Linked DNA regions of Homo sapiens: regions 1 and 3 are each linked to region 2. The links are chromatin contacts, found by Hi-C in ENCODE. All regions are on one chromosome and are shown on one strand. Each heading gives the region's core, a stretch centred on a gene start or an enhancer-like site at or near the end of the contact. The rest is flanking DNA. Distances are from core to core; before and after follow the strand shown. Region 1 has its middle 130 kb from the start of FAM3C. Region 2 overlaps TSPAN12 (tetraspanin 12). Region 3 overlaps FAM3C (FAM3 metabolism regulating signaling molecule C).

Region 1 (4,605 bases), core at 1,030-3,529, 690 kb before region 2:
TTCTGTAATGCATCTAGCCTGCTGACCCAGGTAGGCCTTTGTCTGCTGAAACTTTAGCCAATGTGCATTCAGAACATCTATACCTACCCCCTAATGTGGAATAATGAGACTTCAGGGGACTCCATATAATGCACTACTTCTCTGTTTTTAGGTTATCCCCAATAAAACCTATATTATATCTGTATTTTGTTTGTGATACGTTTGCGTGGATACTGAATATATCCTGGAATTTATTCATACATATTTTAAACAAACATATTCTAAATGATGTTTATGAAAATTTATTACATGTATTATTTTTAGTAATAACAAAATATCAAAAATAAATAACTGCTCAGTAATAGAGTGCTGGTTAAATAAAGTAGGTATATCCAACAAATAGAGTGTTAGTCATAAAAAATCAAGAAATTCATTGTGTAACATGTAATGATCTCCAAGATACAATCGTAAGTGAAAGAACAATGCAAAGAAAACTATATAATTGAAAAATAAGGGATAGAGATAGGCAGATAGATATGTATTTATTTGTATATGCATAACATATCTCTGTAAGGATAAACAAAAGGAGTTCAGTATTAGTTAATTCTAGAGCAGGGAATTTGTTGCCAGAGTAACAATATGGAAGGGAGATTTTTGTTATACCTTTTCTTCCTTTCGAATGTTGAACCATCTTAACGTATTAACTAACCCAAAATGAAATCCAGTTTAAATTTAAAAAAATCTCGTTGCTGTGAATCACAGTAACATTTAGTTCTGTCCATGTAGTTCTATACCTAGCACATGGGATATCTCCTGCTGTTATGCATAAGATAGGTTGAAATGTGATAATGGGATTAGAATCTAGACAAGGGGATAGGATAGTGCAGACACAGATGATGACAATGAATGTTATGTGCCAAGTTCCACGACACAGTAAAAAAAATCTTTAATTTATATGAGTCAGACTTGAAGTCTCTTATGTGCAAAGCTGTGCTGAAAAGACATGTCGTAGGGACAGTTCTACAACCCCACCTTTCTTCCCTTGCCGCTACATGCCTGTCTTCCTGCTTAATCCTGCTGCCATGTAAAAACAGCTGCCTCTCACTTGTCCCCCACTTGACCTTATTTTATCTGATGCTTTAAAATCCCATTTCACGCAGTCAAAGCTAGCAAAGAAGATAAAGCAGGATTTAGAAGAAGATGGATAATAGAAGGGAAAGGAAGAAAAGCTTTCCTGTGATAAAAATCTGGAAATCTAACCACCAAATTGTAACGTAATTTATATGGGAAAATTCATTTTTGTTTTCTACACAACCAGAACATCAATAAAACACTTTGAAAGGTAACCTGTTTGTAAATTGAGGAACTTCTATGCTTATACTTCCACATGGAGGCATGAAGACTGAGTCACAACGGCAAAAAAAAAAAAAAAACTCCTCAAGATTGATACTTAGACCCATTTAGCAAGGAGGCCTTCTTTTTCTTGAAAATAAATATTATATTGAATTCCATTTACGTATAGTTAATGCTGGCCAGTTTGTGGAGATTGTGGAAAAGCAAAAAAAAAAAAAAAAATGTTAGCACAGGCTTCAAGGGACAATTCTAAAGACCTTCAAGACAGTGACTTCAAGTAGCTTTTTTCCCTCATCTATCACTGACACAAAAATATGTGAAACAGATGGTGGTTCTTGGCTATATATAGTTTTTGTTGAAACTTGTTAAAAACAGTTTGGATCATGATTAAGAAATCTTACCACCTCTTAGCTGAAACATACCCCAAGGTTTTTCTTAGAAGGTGTTAGAAAGGCAGCTGATGATTATAGTCAATGTTTCCTTCTTCTACAAATAAAAAAAAATCTAAAACCACCAATGGCCTTCTGGATACAAGCAAATAAATACACAAAATCAAAGACAACTGGGAGATGTTCATAACTAGTCTAGTTTTTTTATTGAATAAACAGCTGTACTTTGGGTTATTGACATACATATACATTATATGAACTCTTACTTTGACTTAACTTTTTTCTTGCATGAGTCATTGTAGTCATTAGACTGTTTACTGTTTCCTGTTTTGCCCTCCTGGGTGCTGAGTAGATTGACACGTCTTTGCTCCCTTGTGTTTGAATGGGGCTGTGTGATTCATTTGAGCCAGAGAGTTGTGAACAGTGTGTGGTGTGGCTCCCCTGGGCCTGTGCACTTAAGTACCAATGCCAGACCGCAAAAAATTTTTTGTTCCTTTGTCACATTAACCAGAAACAAGTAAGATAGTGGCCACTCTTGCAGCTGAGTTCCTTGACTGACCACAAGAAGCAAAGTTTCATTACCGAACTGTCGTGGACATGCATCAGGAGTGAGAAATAAAGCTGTATTGTTTTAAGCCCTGAAAGTTTTTAGTTTGTTTATTACTGTAGTGTAATCTAGCTTACCCTGACTGATACAGATCATGCTGAAGTCACTGGCAATAAAGCAACAGCCAATGACTTGCCAATGGAAAGGCAGAGAAAAGGAAGGTCTATTCCCAGAGAGAGCATTGCTTTTTCCACGTGAAACAGGACAAAAAAGCAAACAAACAACAAAACAAAAAACAAGTATTCCCAGGCATATATCTGCAATGCTACAGCTGTCCTTTAAGAATGACTCTCTTAATTATGCTCTCGTGATTGCCAAAACATAGAAGCCACTGGAACGAATTTGAGTAAAAAGGATTATGGGATCATTAGGATCTCATAAGTGAAGAAAATCTTAGGAGGTGGAGGAAAAAAACATTAAAAGAAAAACACGTAAGAAAATTAGAGAACCAGTTCAGGAAGTTGACTGGGATTTCTACAAGAAAGAAAAATGAAGGAGATAAATTAGGAATTAAATATAGTTTTCTAGAAATGAAGTTTTTAAAATTTCAGATTGAAAAAAATCCACTGAATTCTCTGCATAAAGATTGAAACCTAACAAGATACACCATGCTGAAATATCAGAATACTGGTGACCACGAGAGGATTCTAAAAAGTCTAGGAGAAACAGGGGTAGGAAGAAAGAAACTGAGAGAGAGGAAAAAGAAAGAAAGGAATGAAGGAAGGAGAAGAGAGAAAGGGAGAAGAAGAGAGGGAGGGAGGAAGGATGGAAGGAAAAAAGAAAGGAAGGAAGGAAGGAAGGAAGATTTCTGACAAAGCATCAATAATCATAATGCATTCTGTATTAGGATGGCATTAGGTGTTGTGTAAAATAGAATCAAACTATAAAATAGCTCAAACATATTAGTTTATTTCTTGTTCAGGTAAAAATCCAAAGTTTCTAGTTAATGGGCAGTTTTTATTTAGTACATCAGGGACTAAGGAACTTTCTTATATTGGGGGTTTCTGTTCTCTAGAATGTCATTATCACCACATTCAGCTGGAAAAATGGTGGGGGGAAGTATGTAGGAAACGTATTATTTTCTTAAAGCCTTTGATCAAGAAGAAAACACGTCACTTTTACTAAAACTGCATTAATACCAGAGCAATCATAACTATAAGCAAGGCTGAAAAAATGCAGCATTGTTGTGCAACATGGAATAAGAGGGACAGGATTTTTAGTGACTAGCCAGCAGTGTAGAGGGAGTAAGAAGGCCCAGTGAGTTCACTAGCAGTAAAGAGGGCTGGTTTCCTTTAGGATCTAAGAAAATAAAATGATGCTTCTGTGCAGGTGTGCAACTGTGCAATAAAAAGAGCATCAAATAGTAAAAGTTTGCGATGCTTGCTTGGAACTGAATCATTTTGATATGACTAATTAGGAAATATGGCTTCATGTGTATTATTATACTGGCACCTGCTGGGTGATATAAATTTGGTGGGTCTCTTTAGGGATATGTTGGCAATACTCCCTTTCTTGGAAAATGCTTAAGGAAGCTTCAGCTGGAAAGGAGACTCTCATGGGGATCCTGAGACACATGAGATTCTGGTTACCATCTTTGCATCTTTTTCTATCAAACAAACCACACTCTACAGCAATATCTGGAGTAGTGCTTCTGTCCTGTGACAAGAGTGGAGAATTATCTTCACATTTTCACCTGGAATGTATTTCTACCCTACAATTTAGTACTCTGCCAAATTACCAATTACACATGAGAATAGAATAAAGACATTTCCACATATGCAGTTTCAAAACTTTTTCTACCCATTGGCCCTTTCTCAGAGATATTTTGGAGGATGTTTTCTACCAAATTGAGGGAGTACGCCAAGAAAGAGGAAGACATAGGACACAGAAAATGGCTGATCCCTTCCAAGAGATAAAGAGAATTCCCAGGACGTCTGCTATTAAAAAGCCTCTGAAAGAAATATCTCTCAAGAAAGGAAATCAGTATATTTCTGGGTGTGTTTAAATGGTTGACATAAGATTTACACATCTAGAGGAGGAAAATTAGTGACAAGTAAGTGGAAGTTCATAGAACAAAAAATGGCACAAAATAAATCTCTAGTACAGACAATTGCTATTCTTCCTCCTTTCTTCTCTTCTCCCCACACATTCCTCCTTTTGTCCTCTTTCAATTGCTCCATCCTCCTCCTCTCTTTCTTACATCCTTCACTTTCTGCTGTATTCTTCAAATAATTTGAGATGCTTTATATGACATACATGCAAACACTAAAGGATAAA
Region 2 (4,553 bases), core at 18-2,517:
ATGGTAATAGCAGTTGCCTGTCCTCCTGATTGTGCATCAGCCATGTCATAGGTGCGTGTAAAGAACCAGCATAGTTACTTTTCCCTAAGAAAATTACCGTCAGCTTCCTCTTACCTTCATATTCTTGGGTTAATGAAAACCATACACCACAATGATTTTTTTTTCTCAAATTTCAAGGGTTAATCTACTAACATCACAGGGGACAAATTACTTTTTACTCCATCATCTCTGAATGGAGATTGTATTATATGACATCTGAATTGTGGTAAGGATTAAATGAAAACCATTTTTTTCAAGTCCTTAACACAGGGAAAGTTAGCTTAATAATGGTTAATTTTTATCATTAATACTGGTTTCGGTTAATGAATTTTTCATCGTGTTCTAGCAAAAATCATTTCTACCTATTCCTTTCTTTAAATGTAGATTGATTTTCCTTTGCATAGCAGTCTTTTACATTTTGGGGGAGGATCAATTGTCAGGGAGAAGAAACGTAGTGCACATGGGATCAAAAATTAGAGAAGAGGAAGGAGATTCCTCCCAGCTGGGAAATAGCAAAGGCTCCCATGTGATTTACTTAGGCTAAGGCTTCGGAGATAATAATAGATGGACCTTTTATCAAGGTCCTGTATATTATATGTTAAATGAGTTGGGGTAGGAAAGCTACCACTTGTATTAAAAAAAACAAACACTGCAAAACCAAAAATAAAGCAACCGAGCAAATAAACATAAAAACAATAGCACAGTGATTTTGAAAATAACAATGCAGTCACTAGTTTTGAGGCATCATGATTGAAAGAATTATTAACACAAATCACAGTTGTGTCTTCTGCTATGTCTTGGGTGCATTTTGATTATATTTTCTTTCTAATACATTATTTTTCTTCTTTCAGGGTAGAGGAAGCAGTCATTTTGACTTACTTTCCTGTGGTTCATCCGGTCATGATTGCTGTTTGCTGTTTCCTTATCATTGTGGGGATGTTAGGATATTGTGGAACGGTGAAAAGAAATCTGTTGCTTCTTGCATGGGTATGATGTTATATTTTCTCTTTATTATAGTTAAAAAGATTAACCAGTAATATATTATTTTTTAATCAGTTCACAAGATTAGGGAGCAGTGATAGCAGTAACAACATCCTGTAAGAAGGGACGCTTTCGTTTCACAAGAGATTATTTGAATACACATATTTGCTGTACCGGATGAGGTATGGAAATATATATAAGCAATTTAATTATTTCACTCCAGCTACGTGTTGACATTTTCATTTGAAAGTATGAGTTCTTTCTAGTGTCCTTGTAGTTATTAGCACTCAAAAAGGCCCCTTGGGACTGGAACTGAGAAGCCATAAAGGAACTGTTTCTTTCTCTTCTATTTTTAAACAAATCCACCCTGTAAGCTCCTATGGAAATTCAGGTTGTGAGGTAGCAGACGTATGTAATGGTCCTGTCACTGCCTTTATATAGTTTAGAGAACATAAGCGAGTCTCAGTTTCTATAATCTTGGTTGTTGTTTTTTTAACTCTGAGAGTTGCACTAGGTACTTTTTAAATTAGTTTCACCATTCAAATTCTGTGACTAGTCTTTTAATTCAAAAGTAGGCAAACATTTTTAACATTAAAAAATTGAGTTGATTAAAATACTGTTTATATAGATATTTTTAGAAGAGCACTTAATGTGCAAAATATATACTAGTGGCACCAGGTAATGAGATTACTAACATATAGTTGCAGACATATAAGGCTGAAAAATTAATTCATTGAGTATACGCTTTTTTTATAGTAGGTCTCAGCCCTGGCTGTGTATTAATTTCATATAAAGAACTTAAACAATTTGAGTGGTGTGCTGGTAAGCTGGATCACTGGGCAGAAAAAAAGCTCAGATTTGTAGCATTTGGGGATTTCCGTGGGGTAAATTCTCCCAGCATGGTCAATTTTAAGTTACCAACATGAAATCACTGAATGTGGAACTGGGGACAGATGAGTACAAATTGGCTCAAGGAGCCAGCTCCCACACACTCGTGCTTGACTGGCTCCCATGCCAAGTCAATTAAAACAGAATCTTAGTGTGAAGTTGAACTAAAGCTTTGAATTTCACAGTATAACCTGTGTTAATGTATTACTTAGCTTCTTGGAGGGTAACTGTTCAGGTCGAATATTGAAAAACACAAAATGCTATAGAAAATAAAGCACACTCAGGCCGGGCAAGGTGGCTCACGCCTGTAATCCCAGCACTTTGGGAGGCCGAGGCAGGCAGATCACGAGGTCAAGAAATCAAGACCATCCTGGCTAACACGGTGAAACCCTGTCTCTACTAAAAATACAAAAAAATTAGCCGGGCATGTTGGCGGGCACCTGTAGTCCCAGCTACTCGGGAGGCTGAGGCAGGAGAATGGTGTGAACCCGGGAGGCGGAGGTTGCAGTGAGCCGAGATCACGTCACTGCACTCCAGCCTGGGCGACAGAGCAAGACTCCATCTCAAAAAAAAAAAAAATAAATAAATGAATAAAATAAACCACACTCAGAGATGGGGAAACATGCCTACTGCTTTATTTCTCTTCATATAGGTATATAGTGAAAGGGAGAATGGTGGAAATTTGGGATCTTATTTTGCAATTTTAGATATTTGGGCAATAATTTAAACATAAACAAAAGGACTTACTTTACATGAACCTTCTATAATTTGAGTAGAGTATAACATATTTCAAGTTTTAAATAAAGAGTCTCAGAATTCTTTTTTAAAACGCAGTCTTACAATGATGTCTCTCTTGCATAACCAATTAAGGTCTGACTGCCATTTCCTCCCTCCTCCCAACTTTTACTCTGCACAGTCCCTATGCAGTGGGATGCTGGAGGGAGGCAGGGCAAGTAGGGTCAGGTATTTCATGGAACCACAAAGGCTTTGGAAACACATTTTGAAAACTCTTTATGCATTCCCTTAGGCTGCTTAGATGCTAGTAATGCAAATTGACAAACAACAAAGTAATGTGGCCTGCTACTTGAAGTAGAGCAAATCTTAAACTTGTGAATGAGAGTCTAGTTTGTAATACTGGCAAGAGCATTATAATGCAAAAGTGGCAGGGATGACTGAGGTTCTAAAGGCCACTAATTTACTCATTCATTCATTCTCCAAATACTTACTGATCATGTATACCACCAATTTTTGCTATCAGACCTGTCTTTATGAGATAAGACCTCTAATAGGGTTTGCACTGGGTGCTATTGAGGCCAGAGAGGAAGAACTCTGAGCTCAGCCCGAAGGGTTCAGTGCCACCCTCTGGGAAGATGATGAGCATAGATTGATTTTGCTTTTTTCCATCTCTACTTTGCTTTTTGGATGTACTCTTTTTTACAAAGCATCTTTTTATGCATTGCTGTTCCATGTGTCCCTAGGTGACATCTACATCTTGGTTCCTCCTTCCTGTTGATTGCCTTTGGCTGTTCGTTCTCCATTCCCTTTGGGGTGCCTCTCCTCTCATGGCAGGCTTCTAGTCCTTACTCTGTCTAGACCTAACACAGCTTCCTTCTTGCTAAAGAATGATCTGTGGTCTCAACTACCATGTATCTATCACTCACAACCAATTTGCATCTGGTCTGTTTCTCAGGCTCTCCTCTCTGGCTTCCTCCCCACATCCCACTCCTCTAAATAGCTGCCTATTCCTCTCAGTTCAGATTCTACAGTCATGGGAAGTTGTCCTCTCTTTTCTGTCCTCCTCTGGGATGCCCAAGTTCAGGCTTTCCTAACTTCCTGCTCAGACAGGTGCAGAGACTCCCTATTGGGTAATGAAGTATGTACCAACACCTCAAATGTACACCAAGCCCTTCTACAATGGAGACTTGATCTGCCATTTTTTGCTTTTTTATCTACTTCATTATTCTCTGGTTCTGTATTTTCTGACCCCTGAACAAACTTTCTTGCTCCGTTCTTCTCTACATTTATTCTTGCTGTCTTCTTAGCCAGAAATTTCTTCTCAGTACTTTCATTTAAATATTACTAGCCCATGAAGACTTATCTGAAATGCTACCTCTTCAAATGATAATTATGACACTGATGATAATTGAAGTAGTTAACATTTCTTGAGTACTTACAGTGCCAGACACTGTAGAGTTTTACCTGAATTTTTTTTAAATGAAGAGTTCTTGTACATGAGTTAATCAATTTTATCCTCTCTGCTGAGTATAAAATTGGACTAAAACTTTGAATTACCCTTATTATTCACTTAATATAGATGAGGAAATGAGGCATAGAGAGATTAAGTGAGTTGCCTAAGTCTACACAGCTAGTAAAGAGAGGATCTAATATTCAGGCCATGGCAGTCTAGTTCCAATATTTGTAACAATTTTGCCATTTTACTCTATAATAGCTGATTTTTTTCCTAAGTGTTTACAAATGTGTCCTGTAATGTATAAAACATTTTCATTTTAAACCTGACGACAATTATCTGAGATAGGTAATTATTAAATGAGGTTCAGAGAGGTCAGTAATATGCCACAAGTCATTCGGCAATAAGGCTGGGAGCTTGGATTCAGACCTCGGCGTTCCTGATTGCAAAGCCCATT
Region 3 (4,614 bases), core at 943-3,442, 530 kb before region 2:
TCTTGATTTTTCCTGATGTTAAGAACCTGCAAAGTGTTTTTGTGTGCATTTTAGCTATTTGATTTAGACATTATGAGGGCAGATGGTTATTTTGATGTCAAAACTGAAGTGTAGTACTTTGTAACCTTACTGGTTGCCAATCTGTTGAATTGGCCAAAATTTAATTGTGTGGTTTTATTTTAATTCTCATTTCAGACTATCTTAACGAAGATGGATATATGGTTATCTTCGTCATTTGTTTAACATCTTAGTATATGAAAGGTTAACATATTTAATCCAGTAGGAGGATTCTTGCTATAATCACTATCTTAAGGACCCATAAGATTAAATAGTTCTTTTGGTGATTCGTTTTCCATTTTTTAAACTTACTTGACAATTTCTATAAATTATGTAGCTTTATATTTATTATATGGTATTATTTTAGAAAAATAAAACACATTTCTAGAAAGGAAGAATGAAAATTTTGCCTACAATTAGTAGTTGAAATTACCAATGTCGATTATGAATTTTTAAAAACAATTTTTTATAAAACTTTATTTTGAGATAATTGTATTGTTTTTTACAAATCCATTTGAATATACAGAGAGATGGTGCATACTGTTTACTCAGTTTCTCCCATTGGTAATATCTTGCAAAACTATAATACACTATCACAATCAGGACATCAACATGGATACAATTCACCAATCTTATTCAGCATTGTGGTGTAATGTAGTGTTGTTTTCAGTTTGAATACTTAGCTAGTAAGTGAACTGAACACAGTCCAAATTATTTTTGTCTATATTGCTGCAATAAGTACTTAATGTTCTTTTTTTTTTTCTTTTTTTTTTTTGAGACGGAGTCTTGCTCTGTCGCCCAGGCTGGAGAGCAGTGGCACAATCTCGGCTCACCACAAGCTCCACCTCGCGGGTTCACGCCATTCTCCCTGCCCACCACCACGCCCGGCTAATTTTTTTTTTTTGTATTTGTAGTAGAGATGGGGTTTCACCGTGTTAGCCAGGATGGTCTCGATCTCCTGACCTCATGATCCACCCGCCTCAGCCTCTCAAAGTGCTGGGATTACAGGCGTGAGCCACTGCACCCGGCCATAAATACTTAATGTTCTATTGAATTTATTTATTTTTACCTTTTCAGATTTAAACCATTGGTATATAGTATATACATAAATTACTTGAGACATTATTAACAACTAAAGTGCAAAATAGTTCTGATTCATTAGCCCGACTTACTGAAGGACATTCATTGATGAAATGCAATAACAAATGTTTATTATTGTTCCATGAAATGAAGTGTATATGCAGAAAGAAATTAAGCATTGAAGCTATCAGTGTAGTTTGAGGGGAAAATAGTTGTAGGAGAGGAGGGATTTTGGTGTTTGTATGTTGTACCTGTATTCTATACTTGGACAGCTGTTTATGAAAACTAATGTACCTGTTTGGCCACCAGGTGCTAATGTTTTCAGAATTGCAGACTTAGTACAGGGCTTTTGATTTTGATGTGTATTGGATAAAAATGAGCTTTCTTCTGGAAAGAAAAGTCTTTCACAGGAGTTTCTTCACCTTAAAGTATCTACTCCCCTTACTGTTACACAAATTAAATGGAGGTGATGTTATTTACTTAAAATCCTGATTTTAAGTAGTTAAAATCCTGACTTTAAGTACTTAAAATACTTAAAAAACTGATTTTCCCAAAATTATATCCCAGTAAAGTGTAGATAAGGTTTCTTTTCTGCTTTGTTCTGGGCATTAAGCTTTTTCAATGTTATTATATTACCTTTATGGCTTTAATGGTGCATAATATTCTACTGAGTGTTCTATTGAGTTAATGAGCTTTTATTTACTTGGTCATTTTCCTCTTTTTAAACATTTCAATACAATCTTTTAACTTTCAGCTTACTAGTTGGAGTATTGGACCTACAGGAAGTTCACAATTATCTAAAATAGTACAGAACTAAAAACTGTGTGACTATTTATAGCAAGACAGCTGGTTAACATTTATCACACTGCATACTTATTAGTCAAATCAGGAAATGGCTGTCCACAATACTCTGATGATCTGAGTTATAATCTCCTGGGCTGGGATCAGATGTTAGTGCTTTTAAAAAGCCCTACTATAATTATGATAGATGGTCAGGTTGAGAACTACTACATTCAAATTAAGATTTGACCTCATGGATTCCTTGAACTGATAAATTGTAAATCTTTTAGTAATGATCTTCCTCATCCCCCTCCCTGGCCCTCGCAATCTCCTAACCTCACCACTAAGATAGATTCATGTATATTCTCTGGGGCTTTCTTTGCGTATCTGTACAACACCATACAGCAGCAACAACTTTTAAACACCATCATATTCACCAAATTTATATTTATAAACATTGAAAGGTAAGTTTGTAGAGTAACTTCCTGATTGAAATTTAAATATATAGTAACTAAAATTCAAAACAAAATGGTAAGGGAAAAATAAAATGTTTTATCAGTAGTAAAATACTATCCTCCATAATTATTTAATAGTTTATAATGAATGTACAGTGTGAAGTTACTTTCTCACTTTTTCTTAAGTGATATTCATGTTTTATTGTATACTGAATCATTATTTGAACACTTATTTTTGTGGACCTAAATATATTTTAAAAGTGGATACTTGCCAATAGACTCATTCCTTCTAACAAAAGTAATTTTTTTTTTTCAGCAAGATCAGCATTGGACACAGCTGCACGTTGTAAGTATTTCATCTCAATATTTTATGTATGATTTATTCTGCCTTAGGCATATGAGAGCTTATATTCAAAGTGTCAGTAGTTCAGTATGAGGAAAAACTGCTTTAGAAATTGCTTTTTAAAGTTATGAGGATGCTATTTGATTGGACAGCCCAAATATTTTTGGCAATTATTCATGATGGATATTTTGTGTTTTTTAGCTCCGTTATTATAAGTACAGAAATTGGTGTGAGAAGGAGTTAAGAGTGTACATGGGCAAGGTAGTCAATGGAACATTAGGCCTTTTTTAATTATCCTGGAGGTGACGATTTTTTGTGCATATATGGACTAGAAGTGCAAAGTAACATTCAGAACCCCCCACATCCTAAAATTTAAAAATAAACTCATAGTTAGATAAAATATATTTGCCCTAATGCAGATCATATTACTTGACTCATTTGCATCCATTATTAGTTTGTTTCCTAGGAAGATCTGGTGTCTGTTGTGGGTTTCTTTGTTGCTGTTTTTTTTTAAAAAAATTTTTTGAGGTTCTTTGAAACCCTCAGGGGAACAAATTAGCTTGTATTTTAAGATACGTGTATCTTGATGTTTTTCTTAATGCTCTTTGTGGTTTGAGATTTGAAGTAAAGTGAGGTAAAGTCTGTTAACTTGTTTTCTAAAAAAAGACATCATGTTTTCTCCCCCAAAGCTACAAAGCCTCCCAGATATAAGTGTGGGATCTCAAAAGCTTGCCCTGAGAAGCATTTTGCTTTTAAAATGGCAAGTGGAGCAGCCAACGTGGTGGGACCCAAAATCTGCCTGGAAGATAATGTGTAAGTCTTTGTTGACTTGAGACGATAAGGTGTGCTATTAAATTGCAGCCAATTGAACCTGAGTTTAATGGATATTTTGAAAATGTGTTCGGTATACTTTATTAATGGAAAGTGATTTCCATTTTTGTTATGTAGTTTTTTTCTCATGAATTCAAGGGACCTTAAAGTTCTTAAATTTTATATTAGAGAGTGACTAAGAACGTAACACTTATTCGGCTTTATAGAGATAAGAGATTTCCTCTGAGTAAATTCTCTAGATCTGCACTGTCCCATTTGCTAGCAACAGAACACATGTGGCTATTTAATTTTGATCCTTAAATATTAGGAAGAAAGTTAATTCACTTAAATTAACTAAAAAGTTCAGTTCCTTGGTATCTGTCACCGCAGTTCAGGTGTTCAGTGGCCACATGTGGTTCATGGTCACCAAATGGAACAGCAGAGAGAGCATTTTCATCGTGGCAGAAATCCTATTTGCAACATTGCCCTGGACAATGAATGTGTTCTCTTTATTTTAAATGAAATCCAACGTCTTTCATTTAAAATATTTGAGTGCTACTTGTTGAAGTGTGAAATGATCCAGTGATAACCTCAGTTCCATTGCAGCACAAACTGCTTGCCTCTAAGCTGAATGGTTTCCTATGTTGAGATGCTTTCTAAAGGATGGTTTTTAGGATTTTTGATATCCTACCTCAGTGTCAACTGTTGCTCGCAAGTTCCTGCTGCTGAAATTGCAAATCCTACTTTTAGTTGGTTGCTTTTAATATGCTATTGCCTAGAAAACTAGACATGGGGGCTTATTTAAATTTAATATAAAATAATAAATTTGTCACGAATTATATAGAATAAAGAGATAATTTTATAGCAAAGAGGAGACCTAGGCAGCTTTTCCTAGCTGTTTATGTGCCTCTTCTTTTTAATATTGAAGCTCTTAAATTTTTATCCTAGCCTCTTTTGCAGGCAGTTAGCTGTAAGAAGTTTATTGAGCTTCATGGGACAACACTTTTCTTGTAAAATTAAGGGCTTGAGCTAGATGATCATTAAGGTCTGTACTGATTTCCTTTATTTTCCCGTATTCTAATGATGATT

The links. A loop is a pair of places that touch in the nucleus more often than their neighbours do. Pooled maps may share reads with other maps.
Region 1: a pooled map shows a loop between it and region 2 (7-fold over the local background). The contact joins two enhancer-like sites. A Hi-C loop is called at or near these places in 3 of 37 single-sample maps with no recorded cell type and 2 of 50 pooled maps.
Region 3: a map with no recorded cell type shows a loop between it and region 2 (6-fold over the local background). The contact joins two enhancer-like sites. A Hi-C loop is called at or near these places in 6 of 37 single-sample maps with no recorded cell type and 2 of 50 pooled maps.

What each region holds. Positions count from the first base shown.
Region 1 is chr7:121,528,110-121,532,714 of GRCh38, reverse strand. No RefSeq gene overlaps it. Among named protein-coding and RNA genes, the nearest start is that of FAM3C, 130 kb to the right of the region's middle. Within about 2 kb of position 2,279, at least 10 of the 41 ENCODE cell types and tissues checked have a DNase peak (open chromatin) inside an H3K27ac peak, as active enhancers do.
Region 2 is chr7:120,835,250-120,839,802 of GRCh38, reverse strand. It overlaps TSPAN12 (tetraspanin 12), which reads left to right. Exons shown (of 8, transcript NM_012338.4): 4 at 891-1,026. Among named protein-coding and RNA genes, the nearest start is that of TSPAN12, 21 kb to the left of the region's middle. Within about 2 kb of position 1,267, at least 2 of the 41 ENCODE cell types and tissues checked have a DNase peak (open chromatin) inside an H3K27ac peak, as active enhancers do.
Region 3 is chr7:121,370,214-121,374,827 of GRCh38, reverse strand. FAM3C (FAM3 metabolism regulating signaling molecule C) reads left to right here. Exons shown (of 10, transcript NM_014888.3): 4 at 2,689-2,718; 5 at 3,405-3,528. Among named protein-coding and RNA genes, the nearest start is that of FAM3C, 24 kb to the left of the region's middle. RefSeq lists an enhancer at 1,851-1,900. Within about 2 kb of position 2,192, at least 5 of the 41 ENCODE cell types and tissues checked have a DNase peak (open chromatin) inside an H3K27ac peak, as active enhancers do.